Regions from separate parts of the Mus musculus genome. Here regions 1 and 2 are each linked to region 3. A link is a loop called in an ENCODE intact Hi-C map of the cell type or tissue named here. Cell type or tissue: left cerebral cortex. All regions are shown on one strand. Links, peaks and the distances in the headings refer to the core of each region. The heading gives the core; the rest is flanking DNA.

Region 1 (5,329 bases), core at 68-5,067, 1.4 Mb before region 3:
TATCTTACTGGCAAAAGGGCCATTGGTAGAACTTAGTGGGGGAAAAAAAGTGCCCTAGGATGTCAAGATGGGGCCCAGTACAATCACAAATAGCATTTTTAAAGAGAGAGGTGTAAAGTCAGAGAAACAGCCCTGATAGTGCCTGTAGAGGTTGAGCTCCACGAATCCATGAGCCAAGGGATGCAGGTTTTCTTTAGCTGTTTGAAAGGGCAAGAAAAAAAAATGGATCTGCTTTCAAGTTCATGGAAATTGCATGGCCCCATTGAAACCTTGTTGGTGCCCAGGCGAACTGATGTAAAACTCTGCCCCCTAGAACTGTAGAACAGCCTGTCTGTTGCTTTCAGCCTTGAGCAACTCAGCAGTCTGTGACAGCAACAGATCTTATTCCTTTCTATGCCAACAGGCCCTCTTAGGACCATCTGACCTGATTTTTCCTTTGACCAGCAGAAGAGAATGGAGCCATTGGTGCTTCTGACTGTCTATCTCTGGCCCTCTTCATACCATTGCATGTTGGTCTGTTTTGGCAAACACCTTAGGCCGAGCACCCGAAGCGTGGTACCTTAGCAGAATCAGCGGCTCCAATTGCCTGACTGGACCACCTCATGAGGCCGCAAGCTCCCAGGCTCTGGGTAGGAGTTTATGAGTAGGACTCTTGAACACAGGACTCTTGTGACACAGTCCTGTCAGAGGTTTAAACTGTCCACTGGGTGAAAGCACTGTCTTACTAATTTGACAGTATATGCTTAAGTCCAGATGCTGTGCTTCATGGGCATCTGTAAGCCCCATGGATCCCCACATTGTGCTAGGTATGTTGTCTATACCACGAGAAACAGCTTGTCTAAGCTGACTGTAGGTTTCCTGATCCCTTTCCTCTTGTCATTTGCATAGTGCATTGATTGTGGTGTGAACACATGTGTGTGCACCTGTGTATGCATGTGGGCATGAGTGTGTGTGTGCATGTGTGTGTATGTATCTCTGTGTGTGTGTGTGTGTGTATGTGTGTGTGTAAGCTAGAAATTGTCATCAGAAGTCTCCCTCAGTGACACTCCACTTTACTTTTTGAAACACAGTTTCTTAATAGAACTCCGAGATTGTCAATTCTGGTAGGCTGGCTTGCCAGTAAGTCCTAGGAAGTCTCTTCTGTTTCTAGCTGGGTAGCATTGGGATTACAGGCGTGTACCACTGCGCCCAGATTTTTAACATGATCAAACTTAGCTCTTGGATGGCCAGCACTTTACATGTTGGGCCATCTCTCTAGCCTAACTGGGGTGCTCCATTTTATCTCCCAGTATTATAAAGATCTTGGAGAAAATCTTGTTATTTTAATTGCAGAAAGGATGGAAAATGGATATTCAGAAACTAGGTCCTGATGAGCAGTCCAAGGTAAGGGGTCAGAGCTGTTTTCTGGCCACAGGTATGTTCTCCTGACCTCTCCGTTTTAATTGCTGTCTCAGTGCCACATCAAAGGCTCCACGGGGTGATGACAGTGGCCTTCTGTACCCCGGGCACTCGGTAATGGCTTTAATTCTCTGAATCCCTATGATGACTTAAATTCCCATTTGCACAGAGGTGAATAGGGGCAACAGGGCCATTTTAAAGTCTAAAGAGCTGATAGGGAGAGAGAGGTTCTCCCAGTCATGGATCCATGTGGCCTTTCAACATGAGTTTGTAAGCTAGAAACCTCATGTCCGCAGCGAGTATATTATGTGAGCTTTAAATGTTCTTGTTATTTTCTTTACAAGTAAATTCTACAGAAATCTAAGGTGACTTGCAAGACTCCCTCTCCCTTGTATGTTCTGTTGCTATGGGATGGACATCTTAATTTCCCAAAGTGTAAATGATCAAGCTCTAATCCTCAGTGGTACTGTGTTAAGGGTGGATGGTGGTCTTTCCTGCTGCCTTGTGAGAATGAGGGATGGGAATGAGGGTGTGACTCTGCCAACCTAGGAGAGGTCATCAGCGGGACCTGCGTCACTTGTCACCTTAATCGTTGGCTTTCCAGCCTCTGGAACTGGAAGAAATATTTGTGAAATCACCCAGTGTACAGCATTTTGTTACAGCAACTCAGACTATAATCCCTTTCCCTGTGAATATGATAAGCTATTGTGCCCATGGCTTTGTTCCTCATTAGAGACTGAGAACTGACCAGCAAGACTATTATGTAATCAGAAGAGTTTTAGACAAGTTTGGAAGAATGAGAGGACCAATAGAAAGGGGCCTTATTGTGAAGTATAGTAAACCAGAGAGTGGCCTCCAGGAGCTGTGTGTGATCCTTGACCAACAGATAGCAAAACAGCAGGACTTCTGTCTTGTGCCCACAGGAAGGGAATTCTGCTCATGGCCAGAGGGAGCTTGGAAGAGCATCTCTTCACAGTAGAGCCTCCAGAGAAGGATGCCTGTCGTGCATCTCAAGAGGAGTTCAGGGTTCTGTGCCTACAGCATGCACACCATGAGATAATAAATATGAACAGATTTAGCTACAAAATTGGTGATGATTTATTCTGTAACAATGGAAGTCCAATGAATCTTTCTAAAATGCATTTTAAAAAAAGTCTTGTTTGTAGTAGGTAGAAAAATGATAGAGACCCCATCTTTATTTTGAGGAGCTGAACACTGCAAAAATTTAGCTAGTCAAGAGGAACATTTCCATTTGCCCAAGAGCTGCCGTTTGCAAAGCAGTAGTGTAAATGACCATCTCAGATCAGATTTTTGATGGAGAACTCTGACGAAAAGGTTTTTTTTTTTAATTGCCTCTGAAAACACTGCCTCAAATGGGGTGACAGTGGCTAACTCCAGGATGCCTACAGAAGGTGTTAGTGGGAAGGTTAGTCATGGGGGAAAGGTGACCCCTGAGCAGATCCACACCTTCTGGCTAAAAGAAGCTCCCTTTTTCTTGGGATTGGTCAGTCTCTCAAATATATGATGTCCTTTCCTGAAGGAAGGCTACCTTCCAGATAACCAGGAGTTTCTGTGAAGGTAGCCACAGGCTGGTGATCGGTCCCAGGGTTGTTTGTCTCACTGGGGCACAGAGCCTTCCCCCTCCTCCTCTCTTCCATCCTCTAAGGAGCTTCAGTCGCATCCTTTGTTCATCAAACAAGGTTTTTGCCTGGCTCTGGGACTTGGCAATCTCTCATCTGCAAGAAGAAGACAGAACAGATGGGGATGCTAACCTTTAATTTTAAGCAGCAGCAATGTTTCCCAAAGGCACTGTATGTGCTAGAAGCTGGGCTAGGAAGTCTTACAGATGAAAGGCCTAGGTCATCCTTTCAGTTAAGTCTTCTGGAGCTGAGGTCCTAGAGGGCAGCTTTGAGTAGAGTTCTTCCAGTGCCTCCATAGAGCCTGGAATATATAGGCTTGTTTGCTGAATGAAGAATGAATGAATGAATGAATGAATGAACGAGCTGATGAGCCTATGATCATGACTGGTAGCTCTGGCTTTGATATTAGTGTCATCAGTTTCCATAACGAGAAGCCCAAGGCTCACAGCAGGTAACTAGTATCCCATGGCTGCATCCTAGATCTTATTACCCATCCAAGATCACACAGCTGTGTCCTTGGTTCTGTCCTACCTAGGGGACTGGTCATTCTGAAATGGTTGGGTCCAAGATCCAGGCAGTGTGTGATGGTGGGCAGTGAGGCTCTCTGCCAGTGCCCTCTGAGGTGCTGGAACACAGGTGCAGCAGTCTCAGAAGACTCATGAGTAGGCTTCTGATGAAGACAGATGAAGTGATCTGGGCAAGGAAGGGCAGCCTGACATAGCTTGTTACGTCCCTGTCCTGACCACCGATGTTCCTTAAATGCTTGGTTTCATATTTGGGGAAGTTGAGCATGTCCTCTTGGTGGGAACAGGAGGTCACCTGTAATGTCCATGGGCTCAAAGTAGTCTTCTTTGAAATGTCTTTGCTTCTGGGCCTCTTTAAGGAGCCCAGGATAGAGGCACTTTGAGAGAAAGGTGCAAAGGGCTAGTGACCTTGAATTAAGAATCCATACTTCAGGCTACCTCCCTAAGCTGGAACTAGAGCCTGGTAGTAGGACGCTGGTAACTCTGCTATTTATTCAGTGGAGTTTGTTTCCTGGAGGAGGAAGAGGAGGAAGAGGAGGAGGAGGAGGAGGAGGAGGAGGAGGAGGAGGAGGAGGAGGAGGAGGAGGAGGAGGAGATGCCTTTGGGCCAACCTTGGGAATCAGAATCAAGATGCAGGTGCAGCCAGAAGAACACTGCCTCCTTCCCTCACAACCTCCTCCTACTCAGTCCCACCTGCAGACACAGCTGCAAGAGCCACATCCCACTGGTATTTGGGCTTGCTCCCCTCCGCTCCGACTGATAGTAATTACACTCCCTCTCCGCACACTGGCATTACTCAATTCTTTTCCTTTCTCTGCTTCATTTCAAGATGCCACAAACAGCATTCACTCACATCCCAGCAAGCACAATTAAGATGTCATCCCTCTCTCTGTGCTTTGTTCTTTTCTAGCATCAAGTGAGGACAATTCTGGGGGATTGTTTCTTTCGATCCTCCTCCCACAATTATCTCCTTCAGTTTTCCCTCTCCTGTCTTATTGAAATTCTAAATACATAAAGCTAACTTTATTAATTTCTATCTCAAAAACTCCAACAAAGGTGTACTTATTTTCTCATATGCTTCCCACTGGAATAACGTAGTCTACTGGTGGAGACATGTACCTGCTGTTACTTGAAAAGCAAATATGTATAGACAAACTGAAGATAAGAGGTAGGGATTCTTCTGAAAAGACAATGCAGATTCATTTGCTGGCCTGGCTGGTCAAGCTCTCTCTAGAAATGCCAGGAGGTGGGATGGGAAGTGGGAAGCTGGGTGAGAAGCAGGAAGTGGGGTAGAGAGCAGGAAGCTACTGGGCAGCTTCTCCCTGTAGTCCAGCAGGGCAGGCTGGGAGGCACTGGATTTGGGAGCACGGCTCTTTCTCTTTATAACATCCAGCCAAGTCCCTGATGACTGTCTTTCAGATCTGAACATTCCTCCCCAGAATGTTGGGCACCCATGTGAACAGGTCTAAATTGAAATTCTAAATGAGTACTCACTGAAAGTTGGTTTAATACAAAGAAAGGACCACAAATGAAACCTTCTAAGCCTTCTGTACGTTTCCAATACATGTCCAGTTCTTTGGAAAAGTCATTGTTACTGGTTGAAGACAGATTTATTTAATTCCCAAATGCCACCTCCAGAGGGCACAGCTGTCTCAAAAAAAAAATTTTTTTTTTCTTTTTTAACTTCCTTCAGTTTTCTTTAGGCTTGAATAAAGGGGCTCTGCAATCTCTGATTATGATTCCTGGGATCCGAAAATGAAGCATTTA
Region 2 (5,329 bases), core at 59-5,058, 240 kb before region 3:
ACTGGCTGACTCATTTACTTTTTAATTTCCGTTTAAGGGCATGCTTTGTTCCCTCATAATTGTCAGGAAAATTAAATTCTCCTTTCCAATTAGAACATAAGCAAAATGTTTAGCTGTTGAGCCCCTCTGAGTTCTCTATAAATCTCCTTTAACAGGTAAAATACAAACTGGACCAGCACTCTATCAGTCTCCAGCCGTGTTATTGCACACTGGATGTAATAAAGGGTTGGCTGCTTTTTGTTTTGTTTTGTTTTCTCAAAGCACAACTCCAGAAACGTTGTCTTGCCAAAGATGATTATTTTTGTCTTATTTTGCCACAAAGAACCTTATGATGCTTAGCCATTCCATGGCCATACCCTGGGGCTCAGTCTGGTGCCATGTCACAGTTTACAGTCCATGATTGGTTGCTGACTTATTTGAATAGATAAAGAGGTATTATTTCCCATGAAGTAGCAGTGAACAAATCAGTAAGAGGCATATGACTGGACTGGGGAGAAGCTCAGCAGATAAGAGCGCTGGCTGCTCTTCCAGAGGGTCTGCAGTCAATTCCCAGCACCCGCATGATGGCTCACAACAGCCTGTAACTCCAGTTCTGAGGCGTCTGATATCCAGTTCCACTTAACATGGGTACCAGACGCTCATCTAATGCACAGAGATACATGCAGACAAAATGTCCATACTTATCTTTTGTTTTAAAGGAATTTTATGATTGTACAGAGAACAGTAGAACATGTAAACAAATAAATCATTAATTGTTTTGGCAAGAGATCACAGATCTTCACCTACCTTGCTCATTATAAAGTCCTCATTCAAATTGCTAGAAATCTTTTCTAACTGAGTGGATAACTTCTGAAAGAATGGCCTTGGTATGGTTAGGATGGATAACTCTGCCTGCTCTGGATGGCTGATCCATTTTGACTAACAGCATTCCGTTGCTTCCTTTGGGTCTCTGGGGCTTGGGGTAGGGACTGAAGGGGTTTTTTGGTTTGGTTTGGTTTTTTGTTGTTGTTGTTGTTGTTGTTGTTTGTTGGTGGTGGGGGTTTTTTTGGTTTTTGTTGTTGTTGTTGTTGTTGTTGTTGTTAGTGTTGTTGTTTTGCTTTTTAACTTTTAGGTGCTCTCATTACCAATAAAGGAGCTAAGTAAACATCCTACAAGTGATTAAATATTGCTCATTTCTCACGTAAAGCTGGGGAGATGATCTGGGACAAAGCTAATTAATGTCAGATATTCTGCTGGGCTGACACTGAACACTAATGCTCCCTGGATCTGTGGGTATAAACTACAATGGTGCACATAAGAATGGGTCTAGGTTAGCTGTATGCATATCTGCCTGCATGTACGTCTGCCTGAAATACTCTGTACACATTGTTTAACCTTCCCCCAAGTTGTTACAAGTGAACACAGTGCCAAGGAATAAGCCAAACTGAGTCCATCTTACATGTGTGACCTTGTTTTCCTATACCCTGCTATGGTGTGCTCAATGTCTCTCCATCTAGAACTGTGGAGAAAAGCAAAATCCACTCCATATCTCCAGCAGACTATATTTTAATTCAAGGAATTAGATACTCCCAAGTTTGAGAATGGCAAGTGATGAGCTCAGGTACAACACAAAAGAAAACTATTGGAAGAAAGAGATAGGCCTAGGCTTTAAATTGAATTTGAGATGTGGACTAAATGAAACCTTTGGCTTCTTAGAAGGGGGGGGGGGGGGGGACTTGTCTTTAACAAAGGCTATTCAAATGCCTTTCACCTCTCCAAGAAATTCTAACATCAAAAGCGAATGTCTAAAATTCAAACCTTACCTGGTACCTGAGCTGAGTCTTTAGAATTTTCTGGCAAATATTAATTGCGAAAATACAACATTGAATGTGAAATCAGAAGGATAAAAGTGCATGTCCAATATTGAAGGGGCAGCTTTCAGCAAGAGTCAAATATGATACAAACATCAGTACCGCCTTGGTTCTTGACCACTTTTAGACTGCCTATACACACAGAGAGAAAGAGAAAGACACAGACAGAGAGCTAGAGAAACAGAGAGACGGAGACAAAAAGATATTTTTTCTAAGCCCTAGGAATCTGTCACCTGCTTAAGGACTACAGGAAACAGCGTATCTTGTTATAACACTAGATATAAGACTACCCTTCACACTCAGGAATTTGACATCATTCCACAAAGCAATTTATGCAAACCGCTCCACAGTAAAGTAAACTTGAAAGCAAATTTAAACTTTGAAGGGAAAATTTTTTTTCAAGCTATAATAAATAAGACACAGTTTAGCGTCTACAAGCTTCAAGCTCCGAAACCTATTTCTTCATTTTTTTTTCTTTATTTGTGAAAAAAGTACTGTTAGTTCCCAATTCTCTTTGAACCTCTGCCCATGCTGGCATTCCCTGCCATTACAAACACCTATGTCAGTCCTCCACTTCCAGAAAGCTCGGAAAAAAATCTGCTCTCTCTTCAGAAGGCAGTTGGCCCTGCCGGCTGAGGAGGTGGCCGTGGCCACAGCTGGGAAAGCAAAGCCTCTCTGGGAACTTTTATGTTCTCCTTGCCTCTTCCTAAGTCAAAATAAAGAAGCTGACATCTGTGCGGCTCCTCTTCTAAAGCCTTAACTATTTATTACCCCAGAAGGATCGGATACTCATTAAGCAGACGGCTCTCACACCTGTCACTCGGCCTCCGTTTGCTTTGCTTTGTATCTGTATACAAAGGGGTTGCGCTCTTTAGCTGCTTATGGATAATCACAGTCAATTTCCAAAGGACAGGCACCTGGTAGACCATCCCTCTGGGACAGTGGGACTGAGGTTCTTTGATCCAGATCCTACTTTGGCAGAAAAAAAAAAAAAAGACCCCATGAGTTTCCAATCTGTGCCATGTTCATAAAAATAGCTGTGAAAATTAAGGATGCGAGGCAAGCCGAATGCATTAAAAATGAAAACAAGACGGGAATTTTCCAAAATCGCCAATGAAAGTCAAACCTATAAAAAGTCCATCTCTTCCTTTATGTAACCACAGCAACTCAACATCATGACTCACATCAGGACCACATTACTGAGGAACTGGGGTTGGTGTGTTTGGTCACTAATTGCAGAGCTGCTACCTAGGAGCTGCTTTCAGAGATAGACAACCAGAGCACTATAATGATGACAAGCCTTGTGTGACAATAAGAACATTGTTGTTGTTGCTGCTGCTGCTGTCTCTGTTGTTGTTGTTGCTGCTGCTGCTGCTGTTGTTCTTCTTGTTGTTGTTTCGATCATCAAAAACAAACTCTAGATACTTGCAAACATAATCATCCAGAGTCAGGGAAGGAATGAAAGGGAAGTCAAGTGTCCATGGTAAAGACCATGACCCAGGTGAGGATGGACATAAATGACAGGAAGCAATGGTCAGGTGCTCTGTGTCCACTCTCCAGGGAGACAGCACTCAGACATTTTGTTTTGGCCCCAAATATTACACCAGCAAGATGTCAGGAGGGCATTATCTTCACCAGCCTGTTACAGCTGGAATATGAAATGTCTCCCATGGGCTCACATGTTCATGCATGGTCTCCAGCCGGTAGTGGTGTTAGCTGGAAGGGGAACATTACTCCTACTTTTCAGTCCCTTCCTCGTTCTCTGCATTCTGTCTTCTGTGCAGTTAAGAAATTCTGCCATAGCGAGGTGGTGGTAGAACTCGCCTTTACTCTCACTACTCTGGAAGAAGAGACAGGTAGCTCTCTGTGAGTTGGAGGCTAGCCTGGTCTATGGAATGGGTTCCAAGACAGCCAGGGGTACAAAGAAAAACTCTGTATTGAAGAAGAAAAAACGAGAGAGAGAGAGAAAGAGAGAGAGAGACTGAGAATCTGCCGCACCACATCAAGTGATATTTGTCAAAGAGAAAGGAACAAAAGGCCAAGGACTGAACTCCTAAAAGCCCTCTGGGTAAAAAAAAAAAAAAAAAAAAAATCTCAACTGTTATAGTCATAGCTGTGTAAAAATAACTATTATACAGTCTTAGCTATTTTTGCCTCTTTCCTGGTACCAAATTCCTGAGTTTCTTCCTATCAACCAATTATCTACTCCCCACTCAACCAAATGCCCTCTAATTCCATTCTGCTCTGTTGATAGCTCCTCAGGGTTGGTGGAGGATTCGGTTTCACAAAGCTGTCCCAATTTAAGGTGTCAACTCCAAACCTGGACTTCATGTGCTTCTAACTGACCACTGTTGACAGTTTATGAGAGTATCTCACAGAACACAGGCCAGCACCTTACCTATTACCAGTTTATTGTAAAGGCTACAACTCAAAAAAGAGTCAAGTGGAAAAGATGTGTGGAGCAAAGGTTGAGGTAAAAAAGACAAGACCTCCATACCACTCAGGACATGTCATATTCTAAGGACCTGAACATTGTAACTGGCCTAGAAGCACGCCACTCCCTGTCCATTCAGGGAGTTAGGAAGCTCCAGTCTGTGTACTTGATTGCCTAAACCATTATTCAATAGTGATTGCTTCCATCTCTAGCCCACTCTAGGTCTATCTGTAACTATAGGATTAGTTCCCTTGGCAACCAACATCATTCCAAAGCTATCTAGGGCAACCCAAGAGTCCCTTCGTTAGCATAAATTTGGGTATATTGAAAGAGAGTCTGAATACCAAAGGATTCTATTTTCATTCATTATGGGAGAAATTCCACAAGTTTCAGAAGTTCTTTTGTCAATAACTGGGAGCAGCCAATATGTATTTCTTGTTGAATCACCCTCTCACACCACCAGCAAAGCATGGGTTATATGCTTACTCTTTGACCAATGGAAGACAAAAATGTGACTGACAGGGTTGCCAAGAGGAATTATTCATTAAGACCTTGTTGGCAAGAGATATATGCCCCATGTACACAGATCCCAAACATGCTCCTGACATTCGTAGTGATATGAACTGAACTCTGTAGGATCCTAAAACAACACAGTAACTTTCAGCAATTCAATTCACAGTTAATTTATAAGAAGCTCTTATTTAAACTTATAGTTAGACTCTATTTGATTCCCCTAAGGTTTCTGTTAAAGACCTTGCCCCAGTATAACAGTATTTGAAGACTGTACAGGCTATGGGTATATTGATATTAAATAAGATTATATGGTACACCAAAGATGCCCATGTGAAAAAAGAAAGAAGCATTGGGGATGTACAGAGGAAAGTCTGTGTGCTGCAGAGCAAGAATACAGATATCTGTCAGAAACAAGAGACCTCAGGAGAAATCAATGCACACACACATTTTTTTTCCCTTGGATTTCCAACCTTCATAACCATAGGAAAATTGATTCTGTGAATTTGCAGTCTATAGTATTTTTATGGTGTCT
Region 3 (5,329 bases), core at 229-5,228:
ATATGGTGTCCAGTGAGGAAATAAATGAAGACTAACCAAATGAAGGTGTGTACACTCTATTCAGAGGTTGTTACTAAGTAGAGAAGCCAGACACTGCCACAGCATTTGGCAAAACTCAGAGGTAGGCAGGAGAGAAGGAACATTGTATGGAGGGGAAAGAAACAGCTCTATGCTTGCCCATCGGGACGTCTGTTGGCCTAAGGAAGCTGAAGCAGGCTTACTAGAATCATGGTATCTTACATGACTAGTTAGGGATATATATTTGACTTTCCCTGGTTGGTCTTAAACTGGAAGTACAGACAACAATTATGGAAGCTGTCAGACAGTACTCAAATCTCGGCCATTTGGGGCCAATCGTATGATTGTTTGCCTTCCTGGAGCAGCTGATAGAGGAAGTGACCTGACTTCCTGCTAGCCTGAAAGGAGACGGCAGGCTGACTTCCTCTGCTGATTCCTCTAAATGATGGCTCTGTTCTCCCGGCTGGTTGCTCCAGACTGTGAGTCAGAGCTCTATTTTCATACACGGTCTGGCCTTTGTCCTTTCTTAGACTCAAATTCTCACCAGGAGAGCACATTTCTGGAAGATGGGAGCAGTCCTGAAGCCAGTGTACTCCGTGTCCTCCCCTCTCCTCTTGCCATTGGCTAGCTGGGCCAATTACATCACGTTTCTTGACTTCCTTTTAGCTCTCAGTTCCCTTGTGTATAGCATAGACATACAGCAAATGGGTCAGTGGGTAAAGGCACTTACCACTAAGCCTAATTAGCTAAACTCAATCCCGTGCCCCACATGGTAGGAGAGAACAGATTGTTGAAAGCGGTCCTCTGATTCCCACATGCATGTCACGGTATGCACGTGCCAACACATATGCACACACCAAATAAATAAAGAAAGAAATAAATGTAATTTTTAGTGGAGATAAGAGTCTAAAATCGAAATACGGTCTAAATAACACAGTTTCCATAAAAGCTTGGCCTGGTCACCTTGGGGGTGACCAGTCAGTAGCATCTGCTCTACTGCTGCCCCAACTTTAAATCTGTTCACCAGATTCAATGCAACAACTTAACCTAATAAAGGAGATAAAATTCCAGAGAGCAACATTTCAGGAGAAGGCCTATGATGAGGTTTGCTAGGCCATTAAGAATAGATGAGTGGTCCTGGTAATGACAAAAAGATTCATCAGGAAAAGGTATGTGAACTCCAGGGTGGAAAAAATAACACCAGAGAATTGCCTTTAATGTCCTTAATATCTTACGTTTAATAACTAGTCTGTCTGAAATTAAATGTGTTTTCTTATATGGCAGCAACATGAGAGGGTTGCAAGGGAACCGGGCATAAGGTAGAGAAGGGGTGGTTCCGTGAGTGCCTGGTTGGATGACTCTTGGACAGCACAAGCTAAGATTCAAGAGAAGCCTTGTGTCCTATGTGACTGGCAAGGGGTGTTCATTTGGCTGTGCTGTGAAGTGCTAGATGCAATCATCAGACTCACAAAGAAAGGAAAGGGGAAGGGAAGGGAGAGAAAACAATCTGCAAAGTTGAAAGTTACAGAAAAAAGAAAAAAGAATGCTGTAAAAACTTCATAACAGCCTCAGAGACAGGCACTCCATGACAGGCAAGAAAACCATGGAGCAGAGGGCACGAACCTTATGGGCAGTCAGAATTCAAGGGAAGGCTTAGCAGCTAAGTAGAATTTGGAGAGGGGTGACGGTAAAGGGGAAAAGATGAAAGAGCAAGAGAGGGGAGGGGAGGGGAGGGGAGGGGAGGGGAGGGGAAGGGGAAGGGGAAGGGGAAGGGGAAGGGGAAGGGGAGGGGAGGGGAGGGGAGGGGAGAAGAGAAGAGAAGAGAAGAGAAGAGAAGAGAAGAGAAGAGAAGAGAAGAGAAGAGAAGAGAAGAGAAGAGAAGAGAAAGAGAGGGGAGGGAAGAGAAGAGAAGAAAGAAAGAGAGGGGAGGGGAGAGAAGAGAAGAGAAGAGAAGAGAAGAGAAGAGAAGAGAAGAGAAGAGAAGAGAAGAGAAAGAGAGGGGAGGGGAGAGAAGAGAAGAAAGAAAGAGAGGGGAGGGGAGAGAAGGGAAGGGAAGGGAAGGGAAGGAAGGAAAGGGAAGAGAATTTGAATGTTTTCCTTCAAAGCACAGAGATATAGACGTGTGGTTATAGTAATGAAAAGCTTTTAAAAATCGGTAGCAGCAAGAAAAAGTTCATATGCCTCAAAGTTCATGTTCAGTCTTCCCTGTTAGCTATTGGCATCATCTATTTGAACACTTAGGGGACAGTTGTATTTTTTATATTAATTGTAAGTTTCTCTAAAGTGTTAAGTCATTTTCCTGTGGGAGAAGGTGCTTTCCAAAGGCTTCTGTTTTTAGCAAAGGGCTCTGTTTTTAACAGAACCAAACTTGAAGCTGTCATCCCCCACCCCCACTCCCACCCCATCCCGCAAAGATCCTAAGGACTTCGGCTAAGCAGCTCACACTGAGACAACCTTCATTCAGACAGCCTGGGTTTGTGAGAAAGGAAAAGAAACGTTCGGTTGATTTAATGAGAAGGCCTGTACCTTCTGGAGTGTGCAAGTTGCTAATAAATTGCATTTCTTCCTTTTATAAAGTACATTGCTAGTGTGGTGTTTTGGTTTGTGGTTTATGATAGGTGATATAGTTTCAAGGTTTGAATATGGGTTTCATTAATCCTTAATTCATCCCTCTAACAGAAAGGATGGAACTGGCTACCCTTGGTGCACAGCGCCCTCTAGTGGATGAAATAAAGTCTCTTATTTTGCATAGCTTAAGAGAATCCTATGGCTGCTAAATAGCAAAAGCAGACTCTCCCGGCCCTGTATAGGGGAGATTCTGACTGTATACACCGTCTGAGAATACAAAAGGAGGTCACACATACCTAAAGTGATCTGAAAGACCCAGGCCCTCACAGTAAAGGATAAAAGGCTCAGGACTTCCGCGACTATACATTTGTTAAAAATCTGAGGATGGCAGCCTAAGGCTGTCTGCACTCAGAAGTCTAACCAGAGAACTAAGGTAGACAGACAAATTTAATTTCACCATACGGGTGCAGGAATTCAAACAGAGCCACGGTGGCTTAAAGAAAATGATGTCACACACTTGATATTTACAACAGCTCCCGAGGTTAGACCCTTCTCACTCAGCCTGCCAAGCCACCAAATTGTAAAATGTATAGATCCCAACAAATGGGTGCTTGAAGGGATGGAAAGTTGATCTAGATAAACGGCTTCTACATGGTGGGAAGGAAGGAAGGAAGGAAGGAAGGAAGGAAGGAAGGAAGGAAGGGAGGGAGGGAGGGAGGGAGGGAGGGAGGGAATGAAAACCTATTCACAAGAGCCAGAAAATGGAGTCAGCCTTGGTTTTCATCAGCAGATGAATTCATATAGAAATGAATAATCTATAGACAGTGGAGTTACGTTCAGTCATGAAGAATGACATTATTTCATTTAGGAAAATATATGGGGCTGAAGGTGAAGCAAGACTTGGAAAGACCAACACTACTTGCTTTCTCTCATGAACAGAAGACCGTGAATGTTTTAAAGCAAGCCTAAGAGTGGGAGGAGGTGTTTGAGTTGAGAAGGAGTCCTGGGGGTGGGGGAAGGAAGGATTCAGGAAGGTGATGGAAGGGTAGATGTAATCAAAGCACATTATACAAACGTATGAAAATGTCATCATGAAATCCTCTATTTTGTGTAATTAGGATACAGTAATGAAAGCTTAACTCGCCAGATTCTCTTCTCCTCCTCACCAACCGACAGTTCTAGCAAATAAAGTTTCACCCATCCATGATTGGTCCTTTACACACTGACCATGGGTGTTCCTGAACTAAAAGGGCACAACTGAGTAGTGAGAAAATAAAGGAGACAAAGTCTAAAACACTTGCCACAGTGAGCTTTATGCAAAAAAAAATCAGCATCAACTCTAAATGATGGAGGGATGCTTGAGAGAAAGCAGCACGGAGTGATTTTCCCCTTGCTATGTGAAGGCTGTGTCATGCAAAAAAATGAAATAAGCCTCCTCATCTCAAACCACTGTGGTTTTGCCACACCAGCGTCTGAATGTGACCTGAGGAGGCACAGAGCAAAAGGACCTCCAACAAGAACAGGGGAGGATAGATCCAGAATCCAGGACACCTTCAAAGGAGCCCTGCCAACATCAGTGAAGGGGGGATATGCAAATTCAATGTCACCGTCACTGCTCTCTCACCAGTCGGGGAGTACACATGATCCCCACATGCAAATGAGACTATTTATCTGTTAAGCCAGACAAAGACAGGATACCCCCACCATCTCCAGATGAATTAATTTCCGTATCTCAGGAAGTCCCAGCCAGCTTTAATCAGAAACTAGTTTTTTGTTTCATGAGAAAATGGAAGAGGCTCATTGCATCCGATCCCAGACACACGTTGATAAATTCCTAAGCTTGGACTCACACCCTCAGGAGGGATACACTTCCATCGCCTTCCCGGCTCCTGAATCAGAGGCCGAACCTGATTTTGTGACCTTCATCCGTCCGCCAGCCCTTGTAGGTCATGTCCACCTGATAGAACCTTAGAACTGTCGTCGTCGTCGTCCCGTCTCACCCCCCCATCCCCACCCCCGCTGGTTAAGAAGGAAGTCAACGTAAATAAATGCAACTTTCCAGGGCATATAAAATGGTAGTAATCACAATCTCTGCCACACAATCTCTGCAGTGAGGGAATCGAGGGGGACAGAGAAGGCAAGGGCTGGATAGAGCCGATTGCCTTGGGCAGCATCTCCCATCCCTAGGGAACGCTTTTCACAGACCCACGGGATTGAACGCTCACACCACCCAGGTGCTAGTTGGAAGCTTAGAGAAAAAGAAATGTTCCCTGCCTGCTTCTGTCAGCTGCCAGCACAAAAAATACAGCTCTCCCCTCAAAAAAAGATACTGTTTATTCTGAAGCCGAAGGTGAGTTCCATAGCCTGGGAACACAGATTCAACGTGCTCCGAATTCCATGTTCCAGCATGGTGCCAGTCTCATGAAGTTTTTATAATAGCAGGACAAAAGAAAGTCATATATCAGAGCACTTAAAAAAAAAATACGGGCTGGAGAGATGGCTCAGAGGTTAAGAACATTGGCTGTTCTTTCAGAGGTCCGTGAGTTCAATCCCCATCAACCGCATAGTGGCTCACAGCCATCTATAATGAGATCTGGTGCCCTCTTCTGGCCCACAGAAATACATGCAGGCAGAACACTGTAACATAATAAGTAAATAAATAAATCTTTTTTTTTTTTTAACTATAGGAAATATCAGGTTAGGCGTGTTACAGCAAAATGGGGACATCTCTACCATGGGCCTC

What was found. Peaks named below come from ENCODE experiments on the same cell type or tissue, not always from the same donor. Only the 100,000 strongest peaks of a DNase experiment are listed, where the experiment ranks them.
Region 1: a loop joins it to region 3, with 5 times the contacts of the local background. A loop is called at or near these places in 16 of 42 quality-filtered maps.
Region 2: a loop joins it to region 3, with 4 times the contacts of the local background. A loop is called at or near these places in 12 of 42 quality-filtered maps.

The regions. Positions count from the first base shown.
Region 1 is chr10:92,652,466-92,657,794 of GRCm38, reverse strand. It overlaps Gm31822 (a long non-coding RNA gene), which reads right to left. Exons shown (of 3, transcript XR_380678.2): 3 at 2,941-3,134. Among named protein-coding and RNA genes, the nearest start is that of Gm31822, 11 kb to the right of the region's middle. In left cerebral cortex, for the core only: no CTCF peak of the experiment used is centred there; DNase peaks (open chromatin) are centred at 3,111 and 4,952.
Region 2 is chr10:91,534,762-91,540,090 of GRCm38, reverse strand. No RefSeq gene overlaps it. Among named protein-coding and RNA genes, the nearest start is that of Gm40736, 130 kb to the right of the region's middle. In left cerebral cortex, for the core only: no CTCF peak of the experiment used is centred there; DNase peaks (open chromatin) are centred at 2,613 and 3,027.
Region 3 is chr10:91,295,411-91,300,739 of GRCm38, reverse strand. No RefSeq gene overlaps it. Among named protein-coding and RNA genes, the nearest start is that of 4930534H03Rik, 77 kb to the right of the region's middle. In left cerebral cortex, for the core only: CTCF peaks have their summits at 2,740 (motif pointing left) and 5,211 (motif pointing left); DNase peaks (open chromatin) are centred at 470, 2,739 and 5,144.